Regions from separate parts of the Homo sapiens genome. Here region 1 is linked to region 2. A link is an interaction called in ENCODE POLR2A ChIA-PET data of the cell type or tissue named here. Cell type or tissue: OCI-LY7. All regions are shown on one strand. Each heading gives the region's core, and the rest is flanking DNA. Links, peaks and the distances in the headings are about the cores only.

Region 1 (5,799 bases), core at 1,800-5,799, 130 kb before region 2:
CTCCAGCTTCTAAGCCCACCTCTCACCTTGGCAAAGAATTTAATCTCCTGTTCATGTGGGGACTTTTCCACTCGCCCACTGCTGACCACAGCCTCTGTAGGGAGGGCAAATAGGGTTCACAGTGGGTTCAAGGCTGGGGAACCCAGGGTGTTCTGATGGGAAGGATGCTGGGAGCAGAGTTGGGAAATGATGGGGGATAAAGTATTGGTATGAAGTCATTTGTGTTGGCTTTGAGATAAACCTTTCTCCTATCTTTCATCTGATTCCCCCAACTCCTTTTTTTTTTCTTGTCACCCAGACAGGAGTGCAATGGCACGATCTCGGCTCACTGCACTCTCTGCCTCCTGAGTTCAAGCGATTCTCCTGACTCAGCCTCCCAAGTAGCTGGGATTACAGACATGCTCCCACACACCAAGCTAATTTTTGTATTTTTAGTACAGCCAAGGTTTCACCATGTTGTCCAGGCTGGTCTCAAACTTCTGACCTCAGGTGATCCACCCGCCTCAACCTCCCAATGTGCTTTCCCCCAACTTCTTGATCAAATCCTTCTTGAAGCTGACAACTCCTTGATCAAACCCTTTCTGAAGCTGACAATGGGGAAAACAAACTGGAATGGGTTAAGGTCATGGAACATGCCCTTCCTCACCCACCATAAGTGCTTTTCATTCTAAACTTGAATACATGGCACTGAGTTAATCTGCAATAAATGAATGAATGAACCAAATGAAACAAGAAGTCAATGTAAACAAATTAGAGTTAATTTCAAAATGGAAATAAATTTCAAACAATAATAATGGTGACAGTCATAACTGATACTATTAAAATAATAATACTGGGCCGGGCGCAGTGGCTCACGCCTGTAATCCCAGCACTTTGGGAAGCCGAGGCGGGTGGATCACGAGGTCAGGAGATCGAGACCATCCTGGCCAACATGGTGAAACCCCATCTCTACTAAAAATACAAACACAAAAAATTAACCGGGCATGGTGGCAGGCGCCTGTAGTCCCAGCTACTCGGGAGGCTGAGGCAGGAGAATGGCGTGAATCTGGAGGCGGAGCCTGCAGTGAGCTGAGATCGCGCCACTGCAGTCCAACCTGGGTGACAGAGCAAGACTCCGTCTCAAAAAAAAAAAAAAAAAAAATAATAATAATAATAATAATACTGGCTCCAATTATTAAACACTTGCTATGTCCTTGGCACTGTGAGACATGTCATCCTCACACAGTCTCCTTACAACTTGGAGGTCTGTGCAGTTGGTTCCCAACCCCCATTTTTCAGATGAGGAAACTCAGGTGAAGTAACTAACCCCAGGTCACCCAGTAAGTAACAGAACCATGGCTAGTTATGGTGAACATATGCCCATATCACAGGTGAGGAAACTGAGGTCTAGAGAGGGAAGGGAATTGTCAGGGGGATGTGCAGCACTGAAGCTCAGCAGGCAGGCTTTGAGGTGAGACGTGACAGCGAATCCTGCTCTGCCACTCACCTGGAGGGAATTTGGGGGTTCCTGAGGGTAGCTCTCAAGGGGAATGCTGGGGGGGGTCTCTAAGGGAAACTGGAGGGGATTGTAGGGCCTAGCTGTAATTCTTAGTGGCCTGTAAGAGGCACTGGGGGGCACCCCAGCAGCCTCAGCCTTCAAAATAGATCCAGAAATCTGCCCAGTTCTCACCCTTTTCGGCTCCTGTCCCCACCCCAGTCAAGCCAGAGGGACCCTGTGAACACCAGAATTATGGATCACGTCCCTCCTCGGCTCAGCCCCCAACCCCCAACTCCATCTCATTCCAGGTAAGGTCAAAGTCCTCATCACAGCTTGCAAAGCCCTGCATGATCTGCCCCAGTCACCTCTGTGACCTCGTTTATCTCACCGTCCCCCTCGATGACTCTGCTTCAGCTACAGGGCATCCTGACACTCACACCAGGGACCTCTCAGGGCCTTTGCACTCGCTGTTCCTTTGCCTGCAAGGAACAGATGCCCCCAGAGGTCCACACAGCTCCTCTCTGACCTCCTTCATGGCTTGCCTCAGATATCACATTCTCATCAAAGTCTTTCTGGAACACCCTATTTAAAATTACAACTGGCAAGCCGGGTGCGGTGGCTCACGCCTTTAATCCCAGCACTTTGGGAGGCCGAGGCGGCAGATCACGAGGTCGAGAGATCGAGACCATCCTGGCCAACATGGTGAAACCCCGTCTCTACTAAAAAATACAAAAAATTAGCTGGGTGTGGCGGCGCCCGTGCCTGTGGTCCCAGCTACTCAGGAGGCTGAGGCAGGAGAATCGCTTGAAACCAGAAAGCAGAGGTTGCAGTGAGCCGAGACCGTGCCACTGCACTCCAGCCTGGGCAGCAAGATCGAAACTCTGTCTCAAAAATAAATAAATAAATAAAATAAAAAATAAAAATAAAATAAAATGAAATAAAATAAAATTACAACTGGCTCCACACTCCCAATCCCCTCTACCTGGCTCTATTGTTTTCTTCTTCCCATAACACTGATCACCTTCTAACACTAAACGATTTAGTTATTTATGATGCTAATTGCCTGAATCCAACATAGGAGTAGTTGCAGGAGAGCAGGGGTCATTTGTCATCTTCACTGCTGTACCCCAGCATCTAGAACAGTGTCTGGCACATAGTAGAAGCTCAATAAACATCAGATAAGGGGAGGACGGATTGAGTGCATGAACAGGTGTCCTAGGTGAGTCTGGTCTGCAGAACTGGTGTCTGCAGGTGGGGCGGGCATAAGCGGGGGGTATTTCTCCGTACCCAGGTGGGCAATGAACTCCTGAGAAATGTCCATCCAGCGCAGCAGCTGCTGCAGGAAGCCAAAGGCAAACCGCTTTTCAATGGAAGACGAGTCCAGTTCCATGTCCTTAAGGCCTCTGCATGGAGATGTGGAGAGAAGGATCAGCCCAGACGCCGGCCCTACAGTTTCCCACCCTTCTCAGGTCCGCCTCTGCTCCTGCTGGCCCCGTCTCTATCAGCTTTGGCTTCACCCCAGGTTGGGGCTCCACTCTGAGTCCCCCATGCCCCACCCCACTTAGCCTTCTCCCCTCTCTGGCCCCACCTCTGTTCCCCAGGGCCGGCCCCTCTCAGCCTCCTCCCCTTTGGCCCCACCTCTGTTCCCCGGGCCCTGCCCTTCTCAGCCCTTCTCTCCTCTTTGGTCCCGCCTCCACTCACCAGTCCCCGCCCCTCTGTACCTCCCCACCCCTCTCTGGCCCCGCCTGTGCTCCCCAGCCCCCGCCCCTCTCAGCCTCTTCCTCTTTGGCCCTACCTCTGTTCCCCGGGCCCCACCCTTTTCAGCCTTCTCTCCTCTTTGGTCCCGCCTCCAATCACCGGTCCCCGCCCCTCTCAGTCTCCTCCACTCTCTGGCCCCGCCTCTGCTCCCTGGGCCCCGCCCTTCTCTTCCTCCTCTCCTCTCTGGTCCCGCCTGTGCTTAAGCCCCGCCCATTTCGAACTCCTCCCCATCTGGCCCCGCCTCTGTGTCCAGGCCCCACTCCCTTAGCTCCTCCCCTCTGGTTCCATCTTTGCTCCTCAGGCCCCGTTCCTCTCGGCTCCACCCCTCTCTGGCCCCGCCCCTTCCAGCCTTTGCCGGGTGTGTTCTGCCTGCTGCTCTTCCGCGGGAGCCCCAACCCGCGTGCCTTGTAACCGCGTAGCCATTCATCTGCAGGAATTTCAGTAGCTCCTGGGCCTTCTCTCGATCTCGTGCCTTCTCCTTGGCCGTGAGCGTGTCGTAGGGGACCAGCAGGGGGTGGGTCCCACCGCCTGGGGAGGCAAAGACCAGAAATCAGGGCTCTGGGGAAGACCCGGGCCACTCTCACTGAAGTGGTTCCTGCAGTGCCCGGCATGCGTAATTATGGTGATAAAGAAGATACGAATAACGGAAACATTGCTTGCTGGTGCTCATCTCATTACCCCATGGTGGTAAACGCTGTTATTATTCCCATCTACAGATGGAGAAACCGAGTTTCAGGGGCATGAAGGCAATCAGCAAAACCACACGGTGAATCCACGGGGGTAGCGTGGGGGCGGCATGGGCGCCCTCACCTTTGGCTTCCAGCTCCTGCTTCTTCTTCCGTCCCCACGTGTTGTGGTAATTTTCTGCCAGTTGTTCTGCCATGGCCTGGGAGTGGATGCAGAGTCAAGGGCTAGATTCAGAGGATGCCAGCCCCCCCAAAGACACCCTATGTCCCCCCAAAAGGATCAGGGCTCTCACCTGCAGCTCCCGGGACAGGGTAACAGCACTAAGGTCGGGGGGCTGAGGGTTGTAGCCTTCTCGAGGATCATAGGTCTGAGAGGACAAGGGGAAGATGGGAGGTGGGCTGATGGGCTAGCAGGAAGCCCAGGCCAGCCCCTCCCCAGGCCCCACTAGTCCATTCTACCCCCTCCACCCTCCCCTGGCTCAAGACCCCTTGTCCTTTCCTTAAGGCCCTGTCTCTAAACCACCCCATCCTTCTCTCCTCTGCCCTTTGCAGTTCTTCAGACCCCTGCCCTCTCCTTTCCCAGATCTCAGGTTTCTGCACCCCTCTTGCCCCACCTACCTCCCTGGGCCCCTCTCCTCTCCATCCCTTCCCTGTCTGGCCATGCCCCTTGTTCTAGACCCTCCCCCCATCGTGCCCCTGCCCTCCACCCAGGCCCCGCCTTCACCTGGGCACTTTGTGATATCTTCCGCGTTTTTTTCTTTTCCGTCTTCTCCTCCTCACCCTCCCTGGCCTTCTCTATCGTCCATTCCCAGGCAATCATGGCCTTCAGGGACTCCTTGATGGGCCAGCGGTAAATCTCTTTGTCCTGGGGTGGACAGGAGGGTGGGGAGTTGGTGGAATGGGATGAGAGAGGGGTGGAGGAAGGACCCCAAAGGAGAAAACCCTGACCATGTGGCTAGGCAATGGTCCAGTCTGGATTCCAACTCAAGTCTCTTACCTGCTCTGTAACAGAGCCTCCCAAACCCAATCTCCTTATCCCATTAGACACTTGAGTCTCCGAGAAGTCTTACTACAGCCAAGGAATCAAACCCACTCTCTCGGAGTCTCTACCCACTCTACCAAGTTTGAGAGAAGGCAAAGTCCATGAATGGGGAGACCTAACCCACAGATCCACCTAGATGCAAACATGTGAAATTGCCTCACTCCTCCCCGAATCCTCAAATTTGGGGGTTTCATTTTGACCCTCAATGCTGGGCCCCAAGGCCTGGTCACCTTCTCTGAAAAGGTCTTGTAGGGCCTCAGCATGGGGTGGGTCTTCAGCTCCTCGTCTATGTTCTCTCCATAGGACCAGTTGTTCTGGATCTAGAGATGGAGGGGAGGCAGGGTGAGGGGGAGGCAGCAGTTGGGGACACACGGGGCGACCCTGGAGGAGCCGAGGACAGAGAATCCTGGGGGGGTCCCAGAACAAGCTAAGGGTCTTAGGGAAGGCTGGGGGGTCTCAGGGAGATCTGGGGCCTCAGGGAAGAACCAGGTCGGGGGGAAAGCTGGGGTCTTGAGGGTTTCTTGGATAGGAGGACCCTGAGGCCAACCTTGTCGAAGGCCCACTTCTCGTGTGTGTACTCCGCAAACTTGTTAATGAAGGAGTCCAGCTTCTCCGGGATGATCACACTGTTGGGGGCACAGGGTCAGCAGATGTTGGAGCTGGGGTTCCCTCCACCCCTGAAATCTTCCTCTCTGTCTCCCAGCCCCCAGGCCTCACTTGAGGGTCTCCACAGGCCGGGGATCAAAGTTGCCTTCAGCATCCACTGTGGCCTTTTTCTCTGCCTTAGATGAGTATGAGGCATCCACATAGTCGGGGGGCAGAGCCCCGGCAATGGC
Region 2 (5,640 bases), core at 66-4,065:
AGGCATGGAAACTCATTCTGATTTGGTGCTCTGCCCGAGTGCATCAGCTCAGCCACCACTTCGACACCCTTTTACTCCTCAAGGGATTTGTATGTCACATCCATCTGCCCGTGGGATGTCACTTGTGCACACGGCAACCCAAGGGGCTGCTGGGATTTGGTCAACCCATTCTAGAGAAGGAGAAACTGAGGGTTCCACAGTTTTGGTGGCCGGAGGTGAAGTCTCATGACTCACTGGATGGGTATCTAGGACGGAAGATGGGCTAAGACAGGCCGCACAATCCCTGCCTGCTGAACCAATTCCATGCTCAGGTTTGACACACGTGGCCACACATGTCAACAGCCAAGGGTGGTGAGATGAGAGCCGTTATCCACAATCCCATGACCAGGCCCAATTCACTGAAAAGGAGAGCTGAGGTGCTAGGAGGATAAGAAACACACCTAGCCTACCCAGACAACCAATGGCTGGAATGAGATTCAGACTCGGAGCTGTCCGACTCAAGCCCAAGTTCTTTCCAAACTCCACAGGGCCCGGCCCCGCTACGCACCTGATAGTGTCGAGCAGGATGTCAATGAAGAAGGTGTAGCTCTCGGCGGGGATGTTACCCTTGGCCAGGAACACTTTGTTGTAGCTGCCCTCCATCAGGTACTGCAGAAGCCGGGAAGGGGGAAGAAGAGAGAATGAAGAGGAGGCTGCAAAGGGGCCTACCTGTGTGGGCCTCATCACACTCCTAGTGCCCCTGTAATCCCTTTGCCACACAGCCACACCCCTGCCCTGGGTACCCCCTCTTCCAGAAAGCCCTTGCTGGTTTATGCGCACACACACACACACACACACACTCTCTCTCTCTCTCTCTCACCCCCTCTTCCTCCCTCCCTCCCTCCCCCCAAGCCTGCTCTGGGCTGGCATCTCATTATCTCATCTACTGTCCAATTATCCATCTATTTTCCAGGAGGGAGACAGCGCTGGCTCCACCACAGGCTCATCCCTGTACACCTTTGCCCGAACTGTGCTGCCCGCCCTAACTGCCCTCTCTCCCATCCTCTCCCCACTGACCAAATCCTCCCATAAGATGTCAGCTCCAGGAACAACTTCCTAACCTTAGGTCCTAAGGCTTTGCCCTGGCCCTGCTCACTTTGTTCCAAAAACACTGTCTTCTTGGCTGTCCTTCGAACACAGCAGACACAGTACTGCCTCAGGACATTTGGACTGGCTGGTTCCTCTGCCCGGCTGTCCACAGGGTTCAGTCCCTTACCCTTTTCTTTTCTTTTTTGAGCCTGTTGCCCAGGCTGGAGTGCAATGGCACAATCTTGGCTCACTGCAACCTCCACCTCCTGGGTTCAAGTGATTCTCCTGCCTCAGCCTCCCGAGTAGCTGGGATTACAGGCACCCACCATCCGCCTGGCTAGTTTTTGTATTTTTATAGAGACGGGGTTTCACCATGTTGGCCAGGCTGGTTTCGAACTCCTGAACTCAGGTGATCCACCCGCCTCGGCCTCCCAATGTGCTGGGATTACAGGCGTGAGCCACTGTGCACGGCCACCCTTTTCTTTAAAAAATATGTTTTTATTCATTTATTTTCTAAATAGAGACAGAATCTCACTGTCACCCAGGCTAGAATACAGTGGTGTGATCATAGCACACTGCAGCCTTGAACTCCTGGGCTCAAGCAGTCCTCCTGCCTCAGCCTCCCAAAGTGCTGAGATTACAGGCATAAGCCAGTTCCTCACCCTTTTCAAGTCTTTCTCCAATTTCACCTTTTAGGTGAGGCCTTCTGACTCCCCGAGATAAATATCACCCATCCCTGCCTCTCCACCCTCCTTCCTGCTTTTTCTCCACAGCACTCAGCATCTGACAGACTGCGCAGGCCACTCACTCTTCGGGCTTACTATCTGCTTCCACACCCCAGTGTCATCACCACAAGATCATGAATTTCACCTGCTTGGCTCACTGCACAGTCTGACAACCTACCACAGTGCCAGGCACACAGCTGGGACTCAGTATTTGTTGGACAAACAAGAGGATGGGTCCGTGGGTGGAAAGATGGGTGAACCCTGGCCACTCCTTCAGGAAAGCCCTCCTAAGACCACCCCTGCACCACCCACTTTGGCCAGGTCCTCCCCTGCCCCTTGCCATCTCACTTGCTCCAGGGACACTGGGTGCTTGATGTAGACATTGGTCTGTATGTCCTTGGCAGGCAGCCGCTCCAACTCCGTGTGGAACTCAGCCACCCGGTTCTGGGACAGCAGGAAGAGGAGGTTGAGGCCCAAGAGCTGGTGCATATAGGCTGACTCGGGGAGCTGCTCCCTGTGGACGTGGGATGGGGAAGCAGGTTAAGGAGGATTTAAGGGCCTAGCGAGCCCTCTACCCCAGGCTCCAGGAATCCTCACAACGCCCCATGCATCTTCCTGAAGAGGTATCAGGTCCTGGGTTTTCATATGAGGAAACTGTGTCCCAAAGATGCATGAATAAGTCATTTACAAGAGTCATATTGAGTCATACAAGAGCGAGTGACCTCACTTCAGTGAAATGACAACCTCGGTTTCCCAAAGTGTAAACTGGGTATCACCATAGTATCCTTTTATTTATTTTTTGAGAAGGAGTCTCTCTCTGTTGCCCAGGCTGGAGTGCAATGGTGCGTTCTTGGCTCACTGCAACCTCCGCTTGCCGGGTTCAAGCGATTCTCCTGATTTAGCCTCCCAAGTAGCTGGGACTACAGGCACATGCCACCATGCCCGGCTAATTTTTTGTACTTTTAGTAGAGACGGGGTTTCACTATGCTGGCCAGGCTGGTCTCGAACTCCTGATCTCGTGATCCACCCACCTCGGCCTCCCAAAGTGCTTGGATTACAGGTATGAGCCACTGCGCCCAGCCCTTTTTTTTTTTTTCAATTCCGAGACAAGGTCTTGCTCTGTCACCCAGGCTCACTGCAGCCTCAACTTCCCACGCTCAAGCCATCCTCCCACCTCAGACTCCAAAGTAGCTGGGACTACAAGTGCACACCACCATGCCCAGCTAATTTTTTTTTTTTTTTTTTTGAGACGGAGTCTTGCTCTGTCGCCCAGGCTGGAGTGCAGTGGCCCGATCTTGGCTCACTGCAGGCTCTGCCTCCTCGGTTCATGCCATTCTCCTGCCTCAGCCTCCCGAGTAGCTGGGACTACAGGCGCCCACCACCACACCTGGCTAATTTTTGTATTTTTCTTTTAGAGACAGGGTTTCACCGTGTTAGCCAGGATGGTCTCAACCTCCTAAGCTCATGATCCGCCCACCTTGGCCTCCCAAAGTGCTGGGATTACAGGTGTAAGCCACCATGCCCAGCCTGCCCAGCTAATTTTTCAATATTTTTTGTAGAGACAGGATTTCGCCATGTTGGCCAGGCAGGTCTGGAAATCTTGGGCTCAAGTGATCCTCCTGTCTCAGCCTCCCAAAGTGCTGGGATTTCAGGCATGTGCCATCATGCCCGGCCTCACAGTATCCATTTCGTAGAGATGGGTTGAATGAACAAGGGTTAAGTGAATTAAATGATTCAACCCAGGTAAGGTGATTAGAACAATACCTGGCCCAAATAAACACAAAGTGTTAGCTATAACTATATTAAGAGTTACTGGCCGGGCGCGGTGGCTCACGCCTATAATCCAAGCACTTTGGGAGGCCGAGGCGGGTGGATCACCTGAGGTCAGGAGTTCAAGACCAGCCTGGCCAACCTGGCAAAACCCCATCTCTACTAAAAATACAAAAATTAGCTGGGCGTGGTCGTGGGCACCTGTAATACCAGCTACTCAGGAGGCTGAGGGAGGCTGAGGCAGGAGAATCACTTGAACCTGGGAGGCGGAGGTTGCAGTGCACCGAGATCCAGCCGTTGCACTCTAGCCTGGGTGGACTCTAGCAGGGCGTGGTGGCGCATGCCTGTAATCCCAGCTACTTGGGAGACTGAGGCAGGAGAATAGCTTGAACCCGGGAGGCAGAGGTTGTGGTGAGCCGAGATTGCACCATTGCACTCCAGCCTGGGCAACAAGAGTGAAACTCCGTCTCAAAAAAAAAAAAAGTTATTGGAGTCAGATGCAATGACTCAACACCTGTAATCCCAACACTCTGGGAGCCCAAGGCAGGAGGATCACTTGTGGCCAGGAGTTCGAGACCAGCCTGGGCAACAAAGCGAGACCCCCATCTCTACAAAAAATTAAAATAAAAGAGCCAGGAGTGGTGGTGTGCACCTGTAGCCCTAGCTACTTGAGAGGCTAAGGTAGGAGTACCGCTTGAGCCCAGGAGGTCAAGGCTGTGGTGAGCCATGACTGCACCACTGCACTCCAGCCTGGGCAACACAGCAAGACCCTGTCTCCAAAAATAAATAAATAAAAGAATCACCACTCCCTACTTTAACAGGGAAACTGAGAGAGGTAAAGTCATTTGCCCAAGACCTCATAATCAGGAAGCGGCTGGATGTTTCAAAGCCAGATTTGTCTGATGTCAAATTCCCAATCATTAATCTGTGCAGGTATCATTCAGTTTTATATTCAACACATATCCAGTGAGTCCCTGTTCTGGGCCTGGCCCTGTGGTAGGCAGTGCTAGGGACATAGCAGTAACTGAGACAGTTCCAAGCTCTGCCTTTAGAAAGCTCACAGTCCAGTGAGAGAAAGGGCTGGGATGAGCAGGCACAGGCAGAGGGGTGTGAGCTGGAACTGCATTGGAAGCCACAGGAAAGAACTTGGTCTTGTGCCTGAGGACCATGAAGAGCCACGGCAGGTTCTGAGCGGGGTATGGACAGTGTCAAATTTTAGTGTCACATGATCCTACTGGCTGCCACAGGGGTTTGAGTCAGAGGGGCAAGGCTGGGGCCAGGACACGTGAAAGGTGATGGCAGCCCCACTGGGCAGAGGGGGTGCAATGTGGGAATGGGTAGGGGGAGACTGACTAGTCAAGCCAAGTCTCAGGACCTCCAAGCCAAGCCCTGACCCTGCACCACTGAGGAGAGAACTAAGCCAGGAGGAGTTCCCAGATGAAGGAAGAGGACCCAAGCAGCCAGAGCTCCAGAAATAAAGGAGCTTCCATGCAACCACCCCCCCAGTTGGGGGCAGGGCCCATTCTCACTTGTAATCAAAGTAGTAGCATTTGAGCTGGGCCATGTAGCGCTCGAAGGAGGGGATGTCCTTGCGTAGGATGCTCCATTGGGCCCCGATCTCCAGTATGTCACCTGTGGGTGACAGAGTGAGCTCTCAGGAGGTGACTGAGGTCTCTTCCCCAACCACCAGTGCTACCATTCCTGCCATGACCCCCAGATTATCACCCCCAACCAACCCCAGTGACACTCACGGGCCAGAATTAGCTGCTGTTTGGTCAGCTTGGTCCCTGTGGTTGGCAAGAAGTTGAGCTCCAGAAGAACTAGCTGATGGGGAGGGGAGGGAGGGAAGAAAGAAAAGAAGGGAATTCAAATACAGATGACTTACCTGCTCTACGCTCTGGTCTTCCCACTTGGAAAATGGAGCTAACCATCATCCAGACTCATGAGGAATGCTTTCTCATAAAGCACTCAGAACAGGGCCTGAGCACGCAACACATGCCCATTTAAGATTACATCACATTACAATTATTAATAGCCCCACTGGGGAAACAAGGAGGGACACTCAGTGCCTGACCCA

What was found. Peaks named below come from ENCODE experiments on the same cell type or tissue, not always from the same donor. Only the 100,000 strongest peaks of a DNase experiment are listed, where the experiment ranks them.
Region 1: POLR2A ChIA-PET joins it to region 2 with 6 read pairs; 3 of 35 experiments call an interaction of 5 or more read pairs at or near these places.

The regions. Positions count from the first base shown.
Region 1 is chr19:38,504,793-38,510,591 of GRCh38, reverse strand. RYR1 (ryanodine receptor 1) reads right to left here. Exons shown (of 106, transcript NM_000540.3): 51 at 5,681-5,799; 52 at 5,511-5,589; 53 at 5,194-5,283; 54 at 4,646-4,786; 55 at 4,215-4,289; 56 at 4,046-4,121; 57 at 3,640-3,763; 58 at 2,765-2,880; 59 at 27-94. Among named protein-coding and RNA genes, the nearest start is that of RYR1, 74 kb to the right of the region's middle. RefSeq lists a silencer at 3,162-3,291 and an enhancer at 4,203-5,402. In OCI-LY7, for the core only: no CTCF peak of the experiment used is centred there; a DNase peak (open chromatin) is centred at 3,301; H3K4me3 peaks cover 503 bases.
Region 2 is chr19:38,375,907-38,381,546 of GRCh38, reverse strand. PSMD8 (proteasome 26S subunit, non-ATPase 8) reads right to left here. Exons shown (of 7, transcript NM_002812.5): 2 at 5,315-5,387; 3 at 5,093-5,195; 4 at 2,142-2,307; 5 at 548-648. Among named protein-coding and RNA genes, the nearest start is that of PSMD8, 4.2 kb to the right of the region's middle. In OCI-LY7, for the core only: no CTCF peak of the experiment used is centred there; no DNase peak of the experiment used is centred there.